2 separate regions of the Homo sapiens genome follow, and region 2 is linked to region 1. Evidence: read pairs that join two places in POLR2A ChIA-PET (ENCODE). Cell type or tissue: OCI-LY7. All regions are shown on one strand. Links, peaks and the distances in the headings refer to the core of each region. The heading gives the core; the rest is flanking DNA. Region 1 has its middle 210 kb from the start of LINC02195. Region 2 has its middle 19 kb from the start of LINC02195.

Region 1 (12,381 bases), core at 2,785-7,784:
TTACTTTGTTGATAGTTATTTTTTGCTGTGCAGAATTTGTTGTGCAAAATTTGCTATGCAAAATTACGCCATACCAAAACTAGTTCTTGTACCTTGCTTTTCTCACTTAACAATACCTTGTAAGCATATCTCTAGGATAACATGTGTAAATCTAATTCAGTCTTTTGTTACAACTGCATAGTATTTCGAGGAGTGAACATACTGTGATTTGTTCAACTCCTTATTTATTTATGAGCATTCAGGATGTTTCTGGCTTTTGTTTTTTGTCATTTTAAACATGCTGCAAGGATATCTCTGCCTACATATTTTTATTTACTTGTGCATTTGTTTTTATGGATAGATACCTGAAGTAGGATTTCCAAGTTTGAAGATATATGTGATTTTAAAAAATGCAATCAATATTATCAGACTGCTTTCCTAAAAGGCTATAGCATTTCTTATTTCTACTAGAAATACATAAAGTATCCCTTTCCTTTATCTCCTTGCCAAATTTGTGTTATCACTTTTAATTTTTTTCCAGTTTGTTGAATAAGAGGTGACATTTTAATTTTCTTTTCCTGAATACTAATTTTGAGCCTCCTACTGTATGTTTATTGGTCACTGATATCTGCTCCTCTGAATTGCCAAATTATAGCAGAGTCTTCCAGTGGGTCATCAAATCCCATTTCCTCTTCTTGAGCATGTTAACAGAACTACACTTCCCAGCCTCCTTTTCAGGAGAGTATGATCATGTGACTGATTTCTGTCCAATGTAATGCAAACAAAAGTCATGGGCTTCTTTACTCTCAGACCTATCCCCTCAAATCCTCCCATCTGTGATTTTTATTTCTGTCTCCCAAGTGCCAACTTAATTCAGAGGACTCTGAACTCCTGGAGAAGGGCAGAGCTAAAATAGGAAAGAGTATGGGAATGTATATTAATGATCACCTACTACATAAGAAGATCTATTTTAGTCTTCCTAGAAGGGATACAGAAACTTAATGTATTCAGCTATGGATATTCAGATGTTATAGAGCAGTTACCAGCATCTTTACAAATACTCTGTTGATATTCTTTGTTCGTGATTTCTCAAAGAGGTGCTTAACTTTTTCCTTAACATTTCTGAATCATCTGATATAAACATTAACTTTTATTTGCAATGCCTCAAATTTCTATTTTTCCAGTCTCTTATTTGTCTTTTGATTTTATACTACTATCCTTTACCTTCATTTATTTTCTAATAGTCACGTTGGTGGTTTCTGAAGTGCTCTTTGTTATTTAAGAAGTGCTTCTTCAATCTGAAATCTGATAAATATTGTCAGTAAGTGTGTATTCATACTTTATTATGTATTATTTTAATTTTAAAATTTTCAGCACTTTGAGTTCATTCTTTGTGTTTTTTATAGGAAGAATTTAGCTTTGTGTCTTCCCAGATGGGTGGCCTATTATGCTAGAAACTTTTATTAAATGAACCTTTCATTTCTAATTTAAATTGAAATGTTACATTTGTCATATGTTTATTTATATACAAGGATGTATTTCTGCATACTCTATTGCTTTTTACTGTAATATCTGTTATCTCTCTATTTTAATAACAATACTGTTTTGACTAGAGCATCTTCAGAGTATGTTTTTATATGGGTGGTAGGACAATTCCTTCCCCATCATTCTTCTTTTCCAAAAATTGTATGGAAATCATTCCAAATTTGTTCTTTAATGATCTTATTTTGTTCCATTTCTCTAAAAATTATTCAAGAGAAAAAGAAAATATTAAAAGTATAAAATGTAAGAATTCTGATAGAAATGTTGGTAAATAGTTTTATTAGACTGGAAAGAGTAGATAATTTATGATACAAAGTCATCCCATTCGGTAGCATGCTATGTCTCTCCATTAATTCAGATCACGTTTTATGCTCTTTAATAAAATTTTATAGTTTTATTCAGATAAGTACCATGCTTGCTAAATTTATTCATAGATATTTTATAGGTTTTATGACTATTGTGAATGGGCCTCCCTCCTCCCACTTATTTCTAACTGGATATTTGTAATATTGAATGGTCTTTGATTTGTCGCTTCTATGACTTATATTACACCAGGAAGCCCTCCCCACAATCATTGTCATAGAGAATGTGGAAGAATTCCAATTTTTTTTTTATTCTGACAAAATCCAGGGCGTCACAAACTATGCTTCATACCTGGGATAATCTGGGAACCAGGTTAAAAAAAAACTGTTGGACTGCAAATGTCTAGGGAATAGATGAATGATCAGGTATGGGCAGAGGTTGAGCTAAACCAATGTATCTGCTGCAGATGAGCTTGTCCCTCTTGAAAGAGCAAAGTAAATTTCTATGTGCTTTGGGTGGGAGTCAGCACTAGGTGTTTATAAATCAGTGGTCAGAGCAAGTTCCAAGTGACAAGTTCAGGATGAGCTGGGCTTTTATGATGAGGCCATGAAAAATGGGAATAAGAATGCCATGCAAAGGGCCAGTAAAAGGACTGAGACCATGGCAAGTAGAGACAGAGATGAGAATGCTCAACAGAGCAATTGAGCAAAACCAGAAAATGAAGACTTACAAAGGACCCACATCAATAGATGGATTCAAAGGAGTGTTGTAAATGTACAGATATAAGATTTATGTTATTTTTATATGCTATAAGTTACTGAAAATTTAAAGACAGAAATACATAGGGATAATTTTGATAAAAATATACAATGCCTGTACACTGAAGATTATATAGATAGACAGTATAAATTAAAGAGACCTACAAAATTAGAAAGATATACTGTGTTCGTAGAGCAGAAAATTCAGTATTATTAAGAAGTTGCCTATTCGCCTCAAACTCAAATAAAAATTCCAGCAGGCTATTTTTTGTGGTACTTTACAAGCTGATTCTAAAATTTATATGGAAATGCAAAGGGCTTACAATAGCCAAAACAAGTTTGAGGAACAGAGTTGGATAGCTTATAATATCTGATTTCAAGACTTAGTTTTAAGCTAGAGGAATCTGGCCGGGCGGGGTGGCTTATGCCTGTAATCCCAGCACTCTGGGAGGCCGAGGCAGGAGGAGGATCACGAGGTCAGGAGATCGAGACCATCCTGGCTAACATGGTGAAATCCCATCTCTACTAAAAATATAAAAAATTAGCCGGGCATGGTGGCACGCACCTGTAGTCCCAGCTACTCTGGTGGCTGAGGCAGGAGAATCGCTTGAACGCAGGAGGCGGAGGTTGCAGTGAGCCGAGATCATGTGACCACACTCCAGCCTGGGTGACAGATTGAGACTCCATGTTAAAAAAAAAAAAAAAAAAAAAAAAAGCTGGAGGAACTAGAGGAAACAAAATACTGGCATTGGTGTAAAGACAGATACATTGATCAACAGAATGGACTGTAGAGTCCAGAAATAAATAGATCCACGCATATAAGGTCAGCAGATTTTCACAAAAGTGCCAGTGCAATTCAGTGGGGGAAAGAATCATATTTTCAATAGTAATTGATTAGGAAAGAAGGAAGAAATGGGGAGAAAAAGTAAGAAAGAAAGAACCTCAACACTTACATCATACAATATATAAAACATAACTCAAAATGGGTTATGGATTTAAATGTAAGAGATAAAATCTAAAACTTCTAGAATAAATCATGGAAGAAAATCTCAGTGACCTTAAGTTTGGCAAAGACTTCCTAAATAAAACACAAACACCAAAAAGTATAAAAGAAGCAATACCAATAAATTGGATTTTATTAAAATTAAAATTTTTTGTTCTTCAAAAACAAAAATCAAAAGGCAAATGACAAACTGGCAGGAAATATTTGCAAAGCATATATTTGACAAAAGACCTGTATCTAGCTCTGATAAAGAAGTCTCAGAATTCAATACCAAAAAAAACAAACAATCCGGTAAAGTAATGGGCAAAAGATTTGGCAGATAGTTCACCGAAGAAGATATGTGGATGCCAAATAAACACATGAAAATATCCTCATCGTTAGTCATTATGGAAACTAAAATCAAAACTGTAATGAGATACAACCGCTGGAATAGCTAAAATTAAAATAAAAAGACTAGCCATATCAGGTGATGTGGAGCAAGCAGAATTCATACACGAAGGGTAAGGATATAAAGTCATATGACATGCAATGCTTATGAAAAACAATTTGCCAGTTCCATTAAAAGATAAATGTACATTTATCATATGACCCAATTATTCCATCCCCAGGTATTTCCCCAAGATAAATAAAGGCCAATGCCACAAAAAGACTTGACCGTGATCAAGGCATGAACCTGTGAAACACACAACAACATGGAGAACACTTAAAATACTTATCCTGCGCTAAAGATGCCAGATCAAAAATAAAAAAAAGAGTGCATGCTATAAAATTATAGAAAATGCAGATTATACTATAGTGACAAAACAGGCTGCTCGGGAATGGTAGGGATTACAAAATGACTCAAGAAAACCTTCAAAGATGATGTTTATGTTCATTAACTTGATTACGGTGATGGTTTTACTGGTATATGCATATATTCAAAGTCACGTCATTATACACTTTATTTATATTTATTTATTTTTTGAGATGGAGTCTCACTCTGTCACCCAGGCTGGAGTGCAGTGGCACAATCTCAGCTCACTGCAACCTCCACCTCCTGGGTCATGCGATTCTCCTGCCTCAGCCTTCCGAGTAGCTGAAATTACAGTGTGCGCCACCATGCCAGTTAAATTTTGTATTTTTAGTACAGACTGGGTTTCATCATGTTGGCCAGGCTGGTCTCCAACTCCTGACCTCAAATAATCCACCTGCCTTGGCCTCCCAAAGTGCTGGGATTACAGGCATTACCCACCACTCCGGGCCAATAATACATTTTAAATAACACAGCTATAGTATGTCTATTCTAATTTAATAAATCTGTAAAAAGAATACGGTCCGGGAGCAGTGGCTCATGCCTGTAATTCCAGCACTTTGGGAGCCAAGGTGGGTGAATCACTTGAGGTCAGGAGTTCGAGACCTGCCTGGCCAACATGGTAAAACCCTGTCTCTAATAAAAATACAAAAATTAGCCAGGCATGGTGGTGTGTGCCTATAATCCCAGCTACAAGGGAGACTGAGGCAGGAAAATCACTTGAACCTGGGAGGTGGAGGTTGCAGTGAGCTGAGATAGTGCCACTGCACTCCAGCCTGGGTGACAGAGGAGACTCCATCTCAAAAACAACAACAAAAGAATACAGAGATACAAACAATGTCACTCTTTCATCTCTTGCCTGGGCTTTCCCCTGAAGCAGGCTTTTCTTATGAGCCAGAAGGATGGGCCCAGCAGTTTCAAGTTCCCATTCTCTCTGTTTAACAACCCCAGTGGATAATTTTTCTTTCTTAATAGCTCCAACAAAACATGTTTCAGAGATGGACATGTGATACTTTCCAGTAGGTTTAATATGGCCATGAGCCAAAGCACGTGCCACATCTGACTTTATGATAAAGTTCAACAGGGCAGGTAGGAATCAATGCACATGGAGTTGATGAAATGATAAAAGGAGGGAGGGATAGATGCCCAGTGTCATGTGGGGTTTTGATCATTTGAGGTCAGGAGTTCAAGACCATCCTGGCCAACATGGCAAAACCCCAACTCTACTAAAGATACACAAATTAGCTGAGAATGGTGGCACACGCCTGTAACCCCAGCTACTCAGGAGGCTGAAACAGGATAATCGCTTGAGCCTGGGAGATGGAGATTGTACTGCAATCCAGCCTGGGCAACAGACTGAGACCCTGTCTCAAACAACAAAAAAAAAAAATCAGTCTGCCAGAAAGGCTGGATTTTTCAATACCTCTGAGAGAATGGGATCTGTCCTTTTATCTTTTGTCCTTTGGTATCTCTTGAAAGCTTTTCATCTTTCAAGAGTTGTGCTTCTCTAGAGTGAATTGGAGGGAGACGACGCCTAGAACGCCAGCCCCTTAAATGCAGGGATCTTTGATCTTATTCACTGATATCTCTCTAGGGTGTAACCCTCAGTAACCATTTCATGACCATCCATCCCTCCCTCCTTTTAACATTTCATCAACCCCATGTGTTTTGATTCCTACCTGTCTTGTTGAACTTTATCATAAAGTCAGATGTGGCATGTGCTTTGGCTCACGGCCATATTAAACCCACTGGAAAGTATCTCTAAGATCTCAAATATTTAGTGGAATGGCTGTCCTTTCTCCTGGAGAAGAGTGTCTCACTGGGGCCCCTGGCATAGCCAGTTGGAATAGGACCCCCTGACCTCTCCCCTATTGGCCTTGCACCTGCTTCTGTAAGCTCATCAAGCCAGCATTTGACAGAATTAAGATTTGATTTGACACCCTGCTGCACCACCGTTCAGGAACTCAATTGCGCTAAGCAGTGGAGTAGCACTTATTGGTTTCAGAGGGGATGGAAAACAATTTAAGCAACCTTTGTTCTCTTCAGTCCAGATACACACCATTGCTCTGTTGACTCAGGAGCAGCTGTTGACACCCAGCAGAGACAGAAGCTCTGTATGAAATCCTTCCCTCATTTGTCTCTAGCACATCAAGGAAAAACTGCATGCATACATCAGGCAAAATCCTTTCTTTGGACCATCCTTCTAATTCAAGTCCTGGCTGCTTTTCTCAGGGAAAGCAGAGTGAGGCTGGCAGATAGCAGAAGTCCGAGTCTTAGGGAGATGAAAGGCAGGAAGAATGTAAAAGGGTTTTGTTTTCTTTCTTTAAGGATATAGCTTAGGCTGCAGGGAAAGTTGAAAAACACTGGAGAGAAAGGAGTGAAGTGAAGAGGTGACCCAGGAATTTTAACTGAGACAGAGTGGGTGGATGGCTTTATTGCAGGCAAAAAGAAGCACTAGTCCACATTTACTAATTCAAAGGGCAAAAGATATTTTAAAAAAGCAAAAAATAAAAATAAAGTTCAAAAGGCAGTCCAATGCAGCCCAGAACACAAATCCAGGGAGTCTGAACTATCAAGATTTCTGAGAAACACAGATTTTCACAATCAAGTAGAAATGTGGATTCTGGATTGAAGAAACCATGGTGCTGATGGGACACCTAAAACCTTGAATCAGCTCAGGCTGGGGTGTGGTGTTGGCAGGAAATGGAGAGATGTTAGGGCAACAATCACAAGTCCATGGGTTTCAGGATTAGGTCTCTAGGGTGAGATCTTTAGGTCTATTGTGAATCTGGCCCAGAGCCTGTTTTCAGAGAGTTCCTAGTTTAGAGGGAGGGATATATGGGTATTTTGACAGACAGTAAGTTGTGGAGTGTGCAGTGATCAAGAAGAGTGGGAGTGGAGCAGTGCAGGTCAGGTAAGCTTCCTTCAGGATGTCAGCAGGAGTTATCGCAACAAAGGTGTGGTGTGTGAGTGTGTGTGTGTGTGTGTGTGTGTGTGTTTGTGTGTATGTGTAGCATTTGTAAGCATTCTAGGGAATGATGATGGCCGGAACAATGGCATGAAAACAATACATACTAAAATCCAGTTAAGAAACTACAGCATTCAGTGGAGGTAGAGTTTAGAGCGTTGGTTTTCAAACTTGGCAGCAAATTGGAATCATTAGCAATGCTTTTTAAAGTGTTAATTCTTAGGTGCCACCTCCAGAACTAATTTACTTTGGTTTTGGGTAGGACTTTAGAATCCGAATATATGTAAATTTCATCAGGCGATTCTAGTGAGTAATCTGAATTGAGAACTACTGGTTGAGAATATCTGTTGTTCATTAGTGACTTTTTTTTTTGCTACTCAGTATATATCTTTATTATTATTATTATTATTTTAGTGATATCCCTGGCTCCCATTAGGGGAATTACCTCTTTCTCATCTGTGAGCAGTCCTAGCTAAGTGGCCACATGTGGTTGTGCAGGTTGAGCACTGCACAAACATGACTGACCAAGGCTGATTTGAGGGCTGAAATCCTGCCCTGGTTCTGTTCACCAACCATGCATCCTGGTGGAGAGCTGTGCCTATTTCAGGGAAAGGGCATTTTTCTCCAACTTGAACCAAGGTATCAGTTGCCCTGGTTGTCAAAAAAGATGCCTCACTCTACCTTAGCCAAGAATGAGATACATGATCAAGAGTATGCCAACAGGAATTTATCTCTCCTTGGACTTCGCTTATTAAAGATGGAAACCTTAAAAGAGCTAATTCATTCTAGTGAGCAACCTGGAGTAACTCCATTGGCACCTACCACAAGGATCTCCCAAAGCTCTTTGGTTCCTGCCCTTTTCAAACTACTCCCCTCCCCACCTTTCCATTGACTTAGTGCTTTGGAGAAAACGGATGTGGTTTAGGGAGATAACCTCTTAGAGGAGGAGAGGTGCTAGTCAAGACAGAAAGTCCAGGGAGGAGCCATATAGAGTTGCCTGGAAGGATTTCTAGGTAGAGAAATAGGAGGATCAAAGACGCTGAGGTTGAAATGAACACAACACATTTGAAGAACAGTAATGAGATTAGTTAGTCTGGAGCAGAGTGAAAGGGCATGATGTCAGAAAACAACAGGCAGCATATGAGTGCAGTTTAGTGGATGAAATCTTGGGCTCTGGAGTCAGCCTATCTTTTCAAATTCACTACCTTCCAGCTATGAGCCGCTGGTCAAAGTAACAGACCTCTCGATGCCTCAGTGTTTTCATCCATTGAATGAGGCTACTTACAAAACCTACCCCACAAAGTGGTTTGACATATTAAGATATGTCAAGCTCAAGTGCTTAGAAAAGTGTCTGGTATGTAAGTACTCAATAAATGTTAGTTATTGTAAATCGTGATAAAGATTTCATTTTTATTCTTGGTGAAATAGGAAGTCCTTGGAAGGTTTTAAGCAGGAGAGAAACATAGATTGGTTCAAGGTTAAAATGATCTCTCTATTATATTGAAAACAGACTGAATTGGGCAATTGGAGAAGCTAAGATCCAGGCAACTGACGATGGTGATGGTTAGAGCTGGAAGACAGTGGTTTCCTACTCTGCTTCGGTTACTCAGAGACATTTTCTGTTGCTTTCAAATAAACATTTCTCATTGTTATAGACTGCAAGGCTAGAGGTGGTAGGAGATAAAGTGGAAGAGACATCCTACGGCCAGATCGTGTAGGACTTTAACCACCATTCTAAGGAGGCTGATCTTTTTCAGGAAGGCAATGGGGAGTCTTTGAAGGGTTTTGAACAGAAGAATCATACAATCAGATTTGAATTTTCTAAAGTTCCCACTGGTGTTATGTGGAAGAGGAATAGGAGAGAGATTTAGAGATCAGAGACCTATAAATGAGTGTCATTGAGTAGGCGGCTGGAGGGAGAATATTCTCATGGTGACATTAAAGTCTTGGGAATAATAACTGAGACTATTTTTTCTTCCTTTCAGTGGTGGGTAGAGAGTTTTAAAGGGAACTCCAGGTTCTATGATTGTAATGGGCTGAGTAGGCTAGAACCTGGAGAAATACCATCAAAGATGGATTGATATTAAGCCAGTGCTGGAAGAATTCTATACGGCAAAAATGGCAGGACTTCGTCAAAGCCAGTGGAAATAATTTCAGACTCCAGCCTCTAGACCAGAGGTTCTGACCTGCGGCAGTGTGGGGGCCAAAACTGACGTGGGCATGCTTTGTTGGACCCTCTCACTATTTGAAAATGACAATTTGCTGCTATGGAGATTTTATATTAACATTTGAATTTTCTATACAAAGAAATCTGGCAAACCAGGCCAGGCCTCTGTTCCCCCTGGCAGTTATGAACAGGAGGCCAGAAGTGGTGGTGCCTTATCCCCAGATTCCAGAGTCTCCATCTGGCCCATCTACAAATTTCCTTATTGCCCAATCACTGTAGGCCTCTGCAAAGGTGAGCTCTGCCCATATCCTGTGCTGAAGAGGAGAATTAAAGCTATGGTGAAGCCTAGTGCTTAGCTGTAAATAAACAGTTGTGGGGTGAGACACCTGCTTGTTCACTCCCCAGGCCTCACTGATGCCCCATGTTTGGCACCTAACAGCATCCTGGCAACAGTCCCCAGGGCTAGCTTCCCCTGGCATCCGTACTCCCTCCCTTTATGCACCACTTGTGCTCAGCTTCTAGGCCCTCAGAATAATTGGGTCTGAGCAAGCATTCCCTCTATAAATATTAATTTGGATATGCTTGGAATCCTCTGCTCATTTTAGATGAATTGTTAACTAGCTTTCTAATCCGAAGCTTCTTGACAAGCAAAGCAAGATCTCTCTGCTGGCTTCCTCCTCCTTTATTGGTGTGGGGGAAGGTGGAAGTTGCAAGGGTTGATTTTACAAGGTGAGCTTTGTATGGTCAGGCTCCCTGAAGCTGCAAACACCCTATGCTCCTCTGAACAATCTCGATAGAACCACTGTTGGCAGAAAATCAGTATAACCTGACTAGGACTGTGATCTTCAGCAACAGACAGATCATAATTAGGATCTCAGCTCTGCCACTGAGCAACAGTGTGAACCTGGGAAAGTTACTTCACCTCTCTGGGCCTCAATTTTCTCATCTATGAAATAGGGATGATAATAGGCGCTTCCTATGGGTTTACTGAAATTAAATTACATAGTGCGTAGTTATTTTTCAAAAAAAGAAAAAATATTAATAATGAAGGAGAGAGAATTTTAGGGTGAGTACAGAGAAGTCAATGCATTTAGACTGCTATGGTACCTGTACAAACTTCAGGGCAGCAGCTGATGGATTTTTACTAGATCTTAGTAGGTAGAGGCAGACTCACTCCATTATTATGTCATCTAAGTCATGATTGTATCTTGAGGCAGAAAATCCACCCACTCATCCATCCATCAATACATTGAATGAACACACTGAGCAACTACTATGTGTCTTACTTATATGGTGACAGCTACTGAGGACACAGGAGGAAGCAGGTGCAGCGCATGGAGCCAACAATGGGAAGGTATTTGTTGTAGGGAGCCAGTGGGGTCTAATGCTTTGCAATGTAAACTTTGGACTACAGAGACTGCTGGTCCATCACTACAGAACTGTGTGACCTTGGACCAATGACCTCAGCACATCAAAATCCACTCTCTTTATCTATAGCATGGGAATGACAATATCTGCCCACTGGAGTTGGGGATAATAGTTTCTGCTTTGCTTGCTTACCAGGACTTATTTTTTGAGGTTCAAATTCAATGAGCTAATGAATGTGAACCTGCTTTGCATGCCACAAAATAGAAATGAACGTGCAGCCTTCAGTTTTGAAAAAGAAGTTCACCAGGTCTAGCTTTCTCAGGATTTACACCACGCTCACAGCATTGTCAAGGGCAGCCCCTCCTAGGTGCTGACCTACTAGCCAGTGCTCAGTTGCTTAGCCCACTCTCTGCCCTAACTGCCAATCAGCATCATTTCCTGGAGGAATGCAGGGAACAGGAAGGTGGTCTGGATGACCAAACTCACTTTGTATGTGATCCATGTCCTTGTGTCTCCCAGAAAGGCAGAGAACTGGAGCCCAGGCATCCTTTAGAAGCCCCAAAGAATCACTGCTTCTATGTAAGGCAGACTTTCCTTTCTCAGTGGAATTCTGGGCCCTGCCATGGCACTGACTTTCTGCACAAAATGTCAAAGCTGTTGATGGCCTTAGCTTAGTCCTCCTGCAGAACGTTCTAGACTGGCATGTTACTGGCGGTGTAGTGTAGTTATTGTGTGGATAGGCTCTGAGGCCAGGCTGCTGCATTCAATGTCTGCTCTGCCGTGTCCTTGTCTGTGTGACCTTCGCTGTGCTACTCAACCTTTCTAAAACTCAGTCCTTTGACACAATGGGGCTACTAATGCTGCCTAAGTGATAGGTTTGTTGAAAGATCTAGCAATCTAAAGCAGTAAGCGTGGTGCCTGACATGTAGCAAGCACTCAATTAATTCATCATATTGTTTCCTGCACATTCTCATTCCTGATGCTCCATGGTGTCACCTGCAAGAAGAGGCAGTGCCAAGCTTGAGATTCAAGGAAGTAATACAAAGTGACTAGCGGTAGAAGGGCGTCAATAAACAGAGTTTATTACTATCATTAATACTATTTATCATTGCTGTAATTATTCATCATAGAGTGAAGACAATGCTGGTGACAAATTTGGAGGGGAGGCAAGCCCCTGATTCTCACCAATAGAGATCTGAGCACTGGTAAGCCTGTATCTCAGACAGCTCAGGGAGGGACTGCTAGAGAGAAAGCTGGCCTGGCACAGAGAATCCTCATCATTTCCATTTGGCCCTTGTCCCCAGAGTAGTTTCCATAATGAGCTGACAATTGTTTCCATCGAGGACCCCTGCACCTTCCTTGACCTGGGCTTAGATGGACTTTGCAATGGCATCCCACACAAGCACAGCAAGCTCACACACACCATAGAATGTTACCTATCCCCAGGAGTGTGATAAGTGACTACCCGTAAGGCAACTGGGGAAACCTCAAGTAGGAACAACG
Region 2 (12,381 bases), core at 3,141-8,140, 230 kb before region 1:
GGATACTTTGTTACTAGAAGCAATTCAGTAGCTGTAACAATAATTAATAATAGGCACAAGGCCAACAGGAAAATATCACAATCCTAAAAATATATGCACCTAACACTGGGGCTTCCAAATTTATACAACAATTAGTAATAGGCCTAAGAAATGAGATAGACAGCAACACAATAATAGTGGGGGACTTCAATACTCCACTGACAGCACTAAACAGGTCATCAAGACAGAAAGTCAACAAAGAAACAATAGATTTAAACTATACCCTTGAACAAATGAACTTAACAGATGTTTACAGAACATTCTACCCAACAACCACAGACTAGACAGTCTATTCAACAGTGCATGGAACTTTCTCCAAGATAGACCATATGATAGGCCACGAAACTAGCTTCAATAAACTCAAGAAAATTGAAATTATATCAAGCACTCTCTCAGACCACAGTGGAATAAAACTGGAAATCAACTCCAAAAGGAACCTTCAAAACCATGCAAATATGTGGAAATTAAATAACCTGCTTCTGAATGATCATTGAGTCAAAAATGAAATGAAGATGGAAATTAAAAAATTATTTGAACTGAAATGACAATAGTTACACAAGCTATCAAAACCTTTGAGATATAGCAAATGTGGTGCTAAGAGGAAACTTCATAGCCCTAAAAGTCTACATCAAAGAGTCTGAAAGAGCACAAATAGATAATTTAAGGTCACACTCAAGGAACTAGGGAAACAAGAACAAACCCAACCCAAACCAAGTGGAAGAAAGGAAATAACCAAGATCAAAGCAGAACTAAATGAAATTGAAACAAACAAACAAACAAACAAACAAAAAATACAAAAGATAAATGAAACAAAAAGCTGGTTCTTTGAAAAGATAAATAAATTGATAGACCATTAGCAAGGTTAACCAAGAAAAGGAGGCAGAAAATCCAAATAGGCTCAATTAGAAATGAAATGGGAGATATTAAAACTGACACCACAGAAATACAAAAGATCATTCAAGGCTACTATGAACACCTTTATGCACATAAACTAGAAAACATACAATCTTTCTAGCTTAAATCAGGAAGAATTAGATACTCTGAATGGACCAATAACAAGTAGCAAGATTGAAATGGTAATAAAAAAATTACCAACAAATAAAGTCCAGGACCAGACAGATTCACAGCAGAATTCTACCAGACATTCAAAGAAGAATTGGTACCAATTCTATTGACACTATTCCACAAGATAGAGAAAGAGGAAACCCTCCCTAAATAATTCTATAAGGCCAGTATCACCCTAATACCAAAACCAGGAAAGGACATAAGTAAAAAAGAAAACTACAGACCAATGTCCCTGATGAACATATATGCTAAAATCTTTAACAAAATACTAGCTAACCAAATCAAACAACATATCCAAAAGATAATCCACCATGATCAAGTGGGTTTCATACCAGTGATATAGGGATGGTTTAACAAATGCAAGTCAATAAATGTGATACACCACATAAACAGAATCAAAACCAAAAATCGCATGACCATCTCAGTAGATGCAGAAGAATCGTTAGACAAAATCCCGCATCTCTACGATTAAAACTCTCAGCAAAATTGGCATACAAGGGACATGCCTTAATGTAATAAACACCATCTATGACGAACCTACAGCCAACATAATACTGAATGGGGAAAAGTTGAAAGCATTCCCTCTGAGAACTGGAACAAGACAAGGACGCCTAGTCTCACCACTCCCCTTCAACATAGCACTGGAAGTCCTGGTCAGAGCAATCAGACAAGAGGAAGAAATAAAGGGCATCCAAATCAGTAAAGAGGAAGTCAAACTGTCACAATTTGCTGATGATGTGATTGTTTACCTAGAAAAACCTAAAACCTCCTCCATAAAGCTCCTAGAGCTGATAAAATAATTTATCAAAGTTCCCAAATACAAAATTAATGTACACAAATTAGTAACTCTTCCATACACCAACAGTGACCAAGCTGAGAATCAAATCAAGAACCCAACCCCTTTTACAATAGCTGACAAAAAAGATACTTAGGAATATACCTAACCAAGGAGGTGAAAGACCTCTACAAGGAAAACTACAAAACACTGCTGAAAGAGATGGTAGATGACACAAACGAATGGAAACACATCCCATGCTCATGGACAGGTAGAACTGATATTGTAAAAATGCCTATACTGCCAAAAGCAATCTACAAATTGCATGCAATTCCTACCAAAATAACACCATCATTCTTCAGAGAACTAGAAAAAGCAATCCTAAAATACATATGGAATCAAAAAAGAGCCCACATAGCTAAAGCAAGACTAAGCAAGAACAAATCTGGAGGCATCAAATTACCTGATTTCAAACTATATTATAAAGCACCAAAACAACATGGTACTGGCATAAAAATAGGCACTAGACCAATGGAACAGAATAGAGAACCCAGGAATAAACCCAAATACTTACAGCCAACTGATCTTCGACAAAGCAAACAAAAGCATAAAATGGGGAAATGACAACCTATTCAACAAATGGTGCTGGGATAATTGGCAAGCCACATGTAGGCGAATAAAACTGGATCTTCTTCTCTCACCTTATACAAAAATCAACTCTAGATGGATCAAGGACTGAAACCTAAGACCTAAAAATATAAAAATTCTAGAAGATAACATTGGAAAAACCCTTCTAGACATGGGCTTAGGTAATGATTTCATAACCAATAACCCAAAAGCAAATGCAGTAAAAACAAAGATAAATAGCTGTGACTTAATTAAACTAAAGAGCTTTTGCATGGCAAAAGGAACAGTCAGCAAAGTAAACAGACAACCCACAGAGTGGGAGAAAATCTTCACAATCTATACATCTGACAAAGGACTAATTTCCAGAATCTACAATGTGAACTCAAACAAATTAGCAAGAAAAAAACAAACAATCCTATCAAAAAGTGGGCTAAGGACATGAATAGACAATCTCAACAGAAGATATACAAGTGGCCAATAAACATATGAAAAAATGCTCAACATCGCTAATGATCAGGGAAATGCAAATCAAAACCACAATGTGATACCACCTTACTCCTGCAAGAAGGGCCATAATAAAATCTCAAAAAATAATAGATGTGAGCATGGATGTGGAGAACAGGGAACATTTCTACACTGCTGATAGGAATGTAAACTAGTACAACCACTGTGGAAAACAGTGTGGAGATTCTTTAAAGAACTGAAAGTGGAACTACCATTTGATCCAGCAATCCCACTACTGGGTATCTACCCAGAAAGAAAGAAGACATTACACAAAAAAGATACTTGCACAGGCAAGTTTGTAACAGCACAATTTGCAGTTGCGAAAATGTGGAACCAATCCAAATGCCCATCAATCGATGAGTAGATAAAGAAACTGTGGTATATATACGGACGGAATACTACTCAGCCATAAAAAGGAATGAATTAACGGCATTTGCAGTGACCTGGATGAGATTGGAGAGTATTATTCTAAGTGAAGTAACACAGGAATGGGAAAACAAACATTGTATGTTCTCACTCACATGTGGGAGCTAAGTTATGAGGATGCAAAGGTATAAGAAAGACACAATGAACTTTGGGGACTCAGGGGGAAAGGGTGGGAAGGGGGTGAGGGATAAAAGACCACTAATTGGGTCAGTGTATACTGCTTGGGTGATGGGGGCACCAAAATCTTACAAATCACCACTAAGGAACTTACTTATGTAACCAAACCCCACCTGTTTCCTAATAACCTATGGAAATAAAAAAATTAATAAAAATGATAATAATAGGCACAAGGCACCCAGCATGTGGCAGGTGCTGTGATGAATGAGTCATTCCTTCTATTGGCTGGTTTCATCCTCCCAACAGTCCCAGAAAGGAGTCTTTTTATTTTTTTTTATTTTCATTTTTGTTTTGTTTTGTTTTTTTTTGAGAGAGAATCTCACTCTGTCGCCCAGACTGGAGTGCAGTGGTGCGATCTCGGCTCACTGCAACCTCCATCTCCCAGGTTCAAGTGATTCTCCTGCCTCAGCCTCCTGAGTAGCTGGGATTACAGACATGCACCACCCACCTGGCTAATTTTTGTATTTTTAAGAGAGACGAGGTTTCACCATGTCGGTCAGGCTGGTCTGGAACTCCTGACCTCAAGATCCGCCCACCTCAGCCTCCCAAAGTGCTGGGATTTCAGGCATGAGCCACTGTGCCTGGCCAGGAGTTCTCTTGTCTTTCACGTTTTCAGGAAAGCTAAGGTTTGGAGAGAGGTCAGAGTCCACCAGCATGGCAGAGCTGGAATACAAGTGCTCGTTTTTCCACCCTAAATCCCAAGCTTATAACCACTGCATTGCACACACCCTCACACCATGATATGGTTTGGCTCTGGGTTCCCACCCAAATCATGTGTTTAATTGTAATGCTCACATGTTGGAGGAGGGACCTGGTGGGCAGTGACTGAATCATGGAGGTGGATTTCCCCCTTGCTGTTCTCGTGACAGTGAGTTCTCACAAGATATGGTTGTTTAAAAGTGTGTCGCACTTCCCTCTTTGCTTTCTTTCTCCTGCCAGCATGTGAAGTGTGCTTCCTTCCCCTTCACCCTTCCACCATGATAAGTTTCCTGAGGCCTCCCCAGCCATGGCTCCTGTAAAACCTGTGGAACTGTGAGTCAATTAAGTCTCTTTTCTTTATTAGTTATCCAGTCTGTGGCAGTTCTTTATAGCAGTGTGAGAACGGATTACTACAAAACACATGTCACAATGGACAACACCATTGGGTTGTAAAGCCACAGCTGTGGTTCTCCAGAGGAACAGAGCCAATAGAAGGTATATGTCTGTACATTATAAGGTATTTGTTCAAACAATTATTTTATTTTTTATTTCATTATTATTTTTATAATAATATAATATATTATTATATATTATATTGTTACCCAGGCTGGAGTGCAGTGTTGCAATCTCGGCTCACCGCAATCTCTACCTCCCGGGTTCAAGCCATTCTTCTGCCTCAGCCTCCCAAGTAGCTGGGATTCCAGGCACTCACCACCACGCCCAGCTAATTTTTGTATTTTTAGTAGGGATGGGGCTTCACCATGTTGGCCAGGCTGGTGTCAAACTCCTGACCTCAAATGATCTGCCTGCTTCAGCCTCCCAAATCGCTGGGATGACAGGCATGAGCCACTGTGCCTGGCCTGGTTCAAGCAATTATAAAAGCTGAGAAGTCCCACAACCTGCCATCTGGAAGCTGGAGACCCAGAAGAGCTGGTACTGTGGTTTGAAGGAGGCCTGGGAGCAGGAGCCAGAGGACTAGTGTTGCAGATTTCAGTCAAAGTCCAAAGGCCTGAAAGACAGAAGCACTCAGGGCAGAAGATTGATGTTCCAGCTCAAGATGCCAGGCTAAGAGCAACCCCAACCTTCCTACACCTTTTTATTTTATTCAGGTCCTCCATGGATCAGATGACGCTTATGCACATTGAGATCTGCTTAACTCAATCCACTGATTCAAACACTAATTTCTTCTGGAAACTCCCTCACAGACACACCTAGAAATAATGTCAACCAGCTGGGCACCCCATTGCCCAGTCAAGTTGACACATAAAATTAACCATCCCTGCAGCTCACAGAAAGCCCCCTAAACTTCAACACACATGCAAGTCCCCTGTTGAAATGCAATTCTGAGTGGCAGTTCTGGGGTGCAGCCTGAGACTCTGCTTTTTAGCAAACATCCAAGGGTTCTGTCACTGCTGCTCATCTGCAGACCACATTCTGGGTGGCCAGTTTTAGAACACTGGTCTCAGATGACAAAAGAAGGAAGAAGCAGATGATAAGTCTAGGTCCCTAGGAATGGTCCAAGCCAAAACCAAGGTCTATCATAAAATGCTGAGCTTACCTCTGCCATCATGCTGGAAGGACTGCAGTGGATTGTCTGTTGGTCTGCCTGCAAGGCCGTGAAAGAGCCTGTTGCTCTTAAGAATCTACAAGATTACAGTCACGGTCTAATGGTGTTCTCTCCCTCACTCTGGTGCACTCCTTGAGCCCCTTTCTTCCCAGCCTGTGACTCCCATCTGGCCCTGTCTGGAGCTGGCCTGCTGATGTCCCAGAGAGATGGGTTACAGACTCTAACACTGAATGTGGAGGTCGCCTGAGCCTTTGCTCTCACCTCAAATGTGCCTGCCAGTTCCCGTACTGACTTAATGAGTTCTCAGCCCAGACACTAAGTCCTGCCGTTGCCCTCAGATGCAAGGAGAATGCTAGCCTCTTTCCTGTTTCCTGCCAGCCCTGCAGTGCTGAGGCTTTCACCCAGACAGTGAAAGCAGGAGCTCCGGCTTCCGCTGCTGTGCAGAGAGGCAAGGTCAGTGGTGTCTATGGGAAGGGAGACAATGCCTTCCAGGGACATTAATTTTTCAGTTTGTGTGTTCAGATGTGTGGCAGCTTAAGGCTGACAGGCAGGATTGCAAGCCCCTGTCAGCTTCACAGCTAAAGGATGGCTCTGGGTTTAGATGTAATTTAGTTCCAAGTGAGGCTCCCCAGGCTGAGGCTGCTGAGCCTAGAGTTGGCAGGCAGGCAGGAAATCAGGCAGTGAATGCTAACGTGGCCCTCCAGTGCCAGAGGCATTGCAGACAGGATCCCGCTTAATTAATAATTACCACTTTCTGAGAGGTAATTTGTATCATCCCCAACTTAGAGACGAGGAAACGGAGGTTCAGGTAGGTTCCTATTGACGTCATGTAACTATTCTCATTTATTCAACGAGTATTGATGCAAAATTATGCCTGAAAGCATTCTAGGCATTGGAGACACAGTGGCAACCAAGACAGATACTACCTCTGCCCTTGTGGGGTGACATATCGTACTTGGGGAGCTAAAAATGCAATGAAAAAACTAATGAAAATAAAGTTGTGAAGCAAACATCACGGGGCTGAAAAGGTAGAAAATAGGTGAATATTTACATTAGACAGAATGTTCCAGATAGCTTCTCTGAGAAGCTATTGGGCAGATGAGTAGAAATGGAGAGGCAGCCAGTCATATAAAGCATTGGGAGCAGGAGTGGAGGACAGCGTTCCCGGCAGTGTGCACAGGGTGTGAGAGGGGAAGGACCTTGAGAAACCCAAGGACATGAAAGGAAGTCCTGTGGCTATGTGGCTGTGGGAATGGCCTGGAGGTAGGTAGTGGCCAGCACACAAGGCCTTGTAGACCACGGTAGTGAATTTGCATTTTTTTGACATAAAACGCAGTAAAACGTGGGATTTCACCCAAGGTTTTCAGATTTCAAAGCCTTGCTTTTCGCATTACAGCAATGGTTTTCAAAGATATCTTTTTTCAAAGCAATGAAACCCTTTTAGCAATGAAATCTTAAGAAGAGCCCTCCAAAATGCAAAACAGGTATGCGATGTGTCGATCTGGTTTAAGCAGGGATTTGCAGACTCCTGGATCTACCAGCTTCACCTCTTTCTTACCCCCTGCAACAGGCCCCGAGACATCACAGATCACATCCAGTCAGCAGATTCATTCATTTACTCACTTGCCTTTTTATGAATTCATTAGACCGGTGGTTATTGAGCACTCAGTATGTTCCAGGCACTGTGCTAGGTATAAGGGATGGTATACGGCACAGGAGAGGGATTCAGTCCTCGACTTCATGGGTATTACATTCTGGTGGAGGACTCCTGCATGGAACAAGGAGTCACAGCTGAGGGTCAGTCAGTATTTAGAAAGTTGAAATCAAGAAGTGAGCCTCTAGACTGGTAATTACTCATGCCTGTAATCCCAGCACTTTGGGATGCCAAGGCGGGATGACTGCTTGAGCCCAGGAGTTCAAGACAAGCCTGGGCAATATGGCAAAACCCTGTCTCTACAAAGAATACAAAATTTAGCCAGGTGTGGTGGTGCATGCCTGTTGTCCTAGCTACTTGGGAGGCTGAGGTGGGAGGATCACTTAAGCCCAGAAGGTTGAGGCTGCAGTGAGCTGTGTTTGCACACCTGCACTCTGGCCTAGGTAACAGAGTGTGATCCTGTCAAAAAAAAAAAAAAAAAAAAAAAAAAGGTGAGATTCTAATGGATACTTGTCACCTGTTCAGAATTTATTTCATCTCCCCCCTTTTTTAGCAGCACCTTAAATTTCCCAGCCTTGTGGTTTTGAGGGTGTTGATCCTCCTTTTCAACCCCACAGGTAAGCTCTTCTTGGCTATAACCATAGTGATTTGTTTGGAGATTAACACATTATGCAAGTCTGGTCATAGAGGCCAACCAGATTTACTTTGAGGATATTTGAAACACTGAAAAAGTGGAAATTGTCTATTTTGTTGGACTTACATCTGGAAGAAGTTAGGCAAGGGAACTCTTGACTGTCATCTTATGACCCGAAGGGAAAGCCTGTTGTAAATGGAATAGATAGATGTGAAGCAAGCCTGGGAAACAGAGGGAAAGAGCTATGTCTCAGTTATATTGCTTACCTGCTGGATCAAACTTTACCTGAAGCTGACCATACTGCTGGGCTTTTAAAATAACGTAATTTACAAATTTATTTTCTTTATCGCTTAGTGATTTAGAGTTCTGTTATTCGCAGCCAAATTTATCCCAAAGTATATGCTGGCCTAGTTTGGAGAGTAAGGGAGGCCTTCTTGAGGAAGCTACCTTGAAGATGAGGCATAGAAAGTAGGAAAAAAGTTACACAAATGGAGAGATCAGAATAAAAAAGTGTTTTATGAGCCTGGACAACATGGTGAAACCCCGTCTCTACTAAAAATACAAAAAGTTAGCTGGGCATGATGGCATGCACTTGTAGTCCCAGCTACTTGGGAGGCTGAGGCAGGAGAATCACTTGAACCCAGGAGGAAGAGTTGCAGTGAGCCGAGATCGTGCCACTGCACTCCAGCCTGGGTGACAGAGTGAGACCCATCTCAAAAAAAAAAAAAAAAAAGTGTTTTAAACAAAAGAAAAGGCAAGTTTAGCCCTGAGCTTCACAACGTGGTGGGGAACAACTTTGCACTTTTTGCCCCTAGAATCTTACATTTTGCTGAAATGAGATCTAAAAAATATATGCTGGTGAACCTACATGGTATAATGAAATGCTAGGAAGTGCCCATGGGTCTGTGTTTGTAAGTTTGCTCAAAGCTTAAATGACATTAGGTATCTAAAACGTTGGGCACATAGTAGGTGTTCAACAAAAAGGCATAAGAAATGTTATTTACATTTATTACACTTATATATTTTTTACATTTATATATTTATAACAAAAACTACATATATTTATGTTTATATTTATAAAAATATATTTATGTTAAATGTAAACATAAATATATGTTTATATGTAATAAAAAATATATTTATGTTAAATGTAAACATAAATATGTTTATATGTAATTAAAAATATTTAAATATAAACACAAATATATAACATATATATGTTATATATTTATTACAATAACTACATAAATACATATCTACATAAATATATGTAGTTATTGTTATTATTTATATATGTATTGTTATATATAACAAATGTTATTCACCAGAGGCTTTTGAAGAGTGGATACTTTTGAAATCACAAATCAAAGGCATGTGAATCCATGTGGGCCATTGGTTGCTAAGGGATCAGAGAGCAAGAGAAGTGGATGTGTGTCAGCAATGAGTGTCCCAGATGGCGTCCGCTGGATTTCAGAATCTTGAGCTCCCTGATGGAAAGGTGGGCTGGGGTGCTTGAATGGAGATGAGGAAGTGGATAGGAGGAAGTTGGGAGGTGGGCTCTCAGAGAGTAAGATGTGGATATGGAGACAGCATGTGGTACTTGTTGGCCACTGTGGGCTGAGCCCCAAGGAGATGAGGGGCATGACTGAGAACTGGGGTTATCTTTGAGATACAGAGGTTCTGGGATAGGGGGCAATCCTGGTGAGGAAGAGGACCATGCTCACCCCTTTCTGCTCAGAACAGGAGTTCTCAATAGGAGGTGATTCTGCCCTCCAGGGGAAAGAGTTGGCAATGTGGCGAGAGATTTGGTTGTCACAATTGGGTAGCAGGTGTTGTTACTGGCATCAAATGGGTAGAGGCCAGGGAAGCTGCTAAGCATCCTGCAACTCACAGGACAGCTTGCTGTAACAAAACATAACCCAGCCCCAGATGCTAACAGTGTTGTGTCTGAGAAACCCTGAGGCAGGGCATCATAGGAAAGGCTGAAATGAGCAGCCACTGTCATAACTCACTGGTTTTCAGTTTTGGGGGTGCCCTGATTAAGCACCCTAGGCAAAGATCCCTTCTCAGATGGCTCGAAAGCAGCAGCCATGAAGAAGTCATGCCAATGTCAAGAACATGGGCATCCTTCTTTCCAAGTGAATTTGATGTGTTGACTTCTTGAAGCTAGGATTAGTCTGATGTTGCTGGTGGCCCCAGGATGGAGTGCCACCTGTATAATTTGTCTAATTATTTTAATTATCCCAATCCCACGAAGAAAGAGAAGTTAAGAGAGGTTGTTGGCCAGATGCAGTGGCTCATGCCTGTAATTCCAGCACTTTGGAAGACTGAGGCAGAAGGACTGCTTGAGGCCAGGAGTTCAAGGTCAGCCTGGGCAACATAGTGAGACCTCATGTCTACAAAAAAATTTTTTAATTAGCCAGGTGTGGTGGCATGCACCTGTCTTCCCAGCTACTTGGGATGCTGAGGTTGGGGGATCACTTGAACCTGGGAATTCGAGGCTGCAATGAGCTATGATTATACCACTGGACTCCAGCCTAGGTGACAGAGTGAGACCCTGTTACAAAAAAAAAAAAAGCTAATTGCACTGAATGAGCGAAACCCACATATCCAAAATCCTCATATCTTGCCTTCTTTTGACAACAAGCTAGTTCATTAAAAAAAAAAAAAAACAAATAATGTCCTGGGCTCCATCCGTGTTCCATTCCTCTGCATCTTTTCTACCTTCAGGCGAGACTGCATGATGTAGATAAAGAATCTGAGGCCCTTTTGTTGTTCTTCTAAGGTGCTCTGCATTGAGCGGGAGATCAAAATGGATTTTAGAGAAGAAAAAATCATTCTGGAAAGTGCTGAAATGAAGAAGAAATTGGCATTCACCTTGAGATAGGTCCTTCGAACTTCAAGGTCCAAGGGTTTAGAAGGGGCATTAGAAAAATATAAACCTCATCTTTGTTTTGCCTTCAGGGTAGGAGACGAGAGTATCAGGCAGGCTGATTCCTTGGCTGGATTCTTTGGTAAGAGAAAGACTTTGGCGGTGGTCAGAGCACTACTCTCAAGGCCAAGGGGGTTACAGGGGTTGGACCTGAAGTGAGCCAGGGGCCAGCAGTGGTCGCAGTGGTGGGTGCTCAGCTTGGGGACAGCTGACCAGGATGTGGGACCCCTAAGTGGGGAGTCCAGGAATCAAGCAGCCAGGCTTCCTTGGGACAGCACTGGGCTGTAATGAAGTCCTTTCTGATTGGTTACCCAACATGGGTTCACACCCTGACTCCACCACCAAGTAGAGGGTATTGTCAGAGGCGTTTGAACCAGAGCAACTCCATCTTGAGTAGGGTCTGGGTAAAATGAGGCTGAGACTTACTGGGTTGGATTCCCAGATGGTTAAGGCATTCTAAGTCACAGGATGAGATAGGAGGTTGGCACAAGATACAGGTCATAAAGACCTTGCTGATAAAACAGGTTGCAGTAAAGAAGCCAGCTAGAATCCACCAAAATCAAGATGGCCACGGGAGTGACCTCTGGTCATCCTCACTGTGACACTCCCAACAGCGCCATGACAGTTTACAAATGCCATGGCAACAGCAGGAAGTTACCCAATCCAGTCTAAAAGGGGGAGACATGAAGAATTCATCCCTTTTAGCATCTAATCAAGAAATAACCATAAAAATATGCAACCAGCAGCCCTCGGGGCTGCTCTGTCTATGGAGTAGCCATTCTTTTATTCCTTTACTTTCTTAATACACTTGCGTTCACTTTACTCTGTGGACTGACACTGAATTCTTTTCTGTGTGAGATCTAAGAACTCTCTCTTGGGGTCTGGATTGGGATCCCTTTTCCAGTAGCAGTATGACCATGGGAAAGAGATGAATCTCTTGGAGCCTCAGTATGTCAGTCTGTAAAATGAAATCATGATACTGTTTTCACAGCACTGCAGTGAGGCATTAAATAACACGATATAGGAGCTCAATGAGTGTTAGCTTCTTTCTTTTTTCTCCTGTTCCTTCCTTCCTTTCATTTCCTCCTAGTTTTAGCTCTATCCAGCAAAGATATTGAAATCAGCCATTAAAAAAGTACACAATGACAGGGCCCAGTTCCTGGATTCAGGGGTTGGGCACTTGGGGCAGGCAGTGAAGTCCCAGGCAGGAAACTGAGGGAGACTTTCATCTGAGCTGCAGCAACTTGGAATATTGGGGCAGTCTGCACTATTTTCACACACA

The links. ChIA-PET counts read pairs that join two places held together with the same protein. Peaks named below come from ENCODE experiments on the same cell type or tissue, not always from the same donor. Only the 100,000 strongest peaks of a DNase experiment are listed, where the experiment ranks them.
Region 2: POLR2A ChIA-PET joins it to region 1 with 6 read pairs; 2 of 35 experiments call an interaction of 5 or more read pairs at or near these places.

Annotation. Positions count from the first base shown.
Region 1 is chr16:26,380,384-26,392,764 of GRCh38, reverse strand. No RefSeq gene overlaps it. Among named protein-coding and RNA genes, the nearest start is that of LINC02195, 210 kb to the left of the region's middle. In OCI-LY7, for the core only: no CTCF peak of the experiment used is centred there; no DNase peak of the experiment used is centred there.
Region 2 is chr16:26,608,433-26,620,813 of GRCh38, reverse strand. No RefSeq gene overlaps it. Among named protein-coding and RNA genes, the nearest start is that of LINC02195, 19 kb to the right of the region's middle. In OCI-LY7, for the core only: no CTCF peak of the experiment used is centred there; a DNase peak (open chromatin) is centred at 6,183.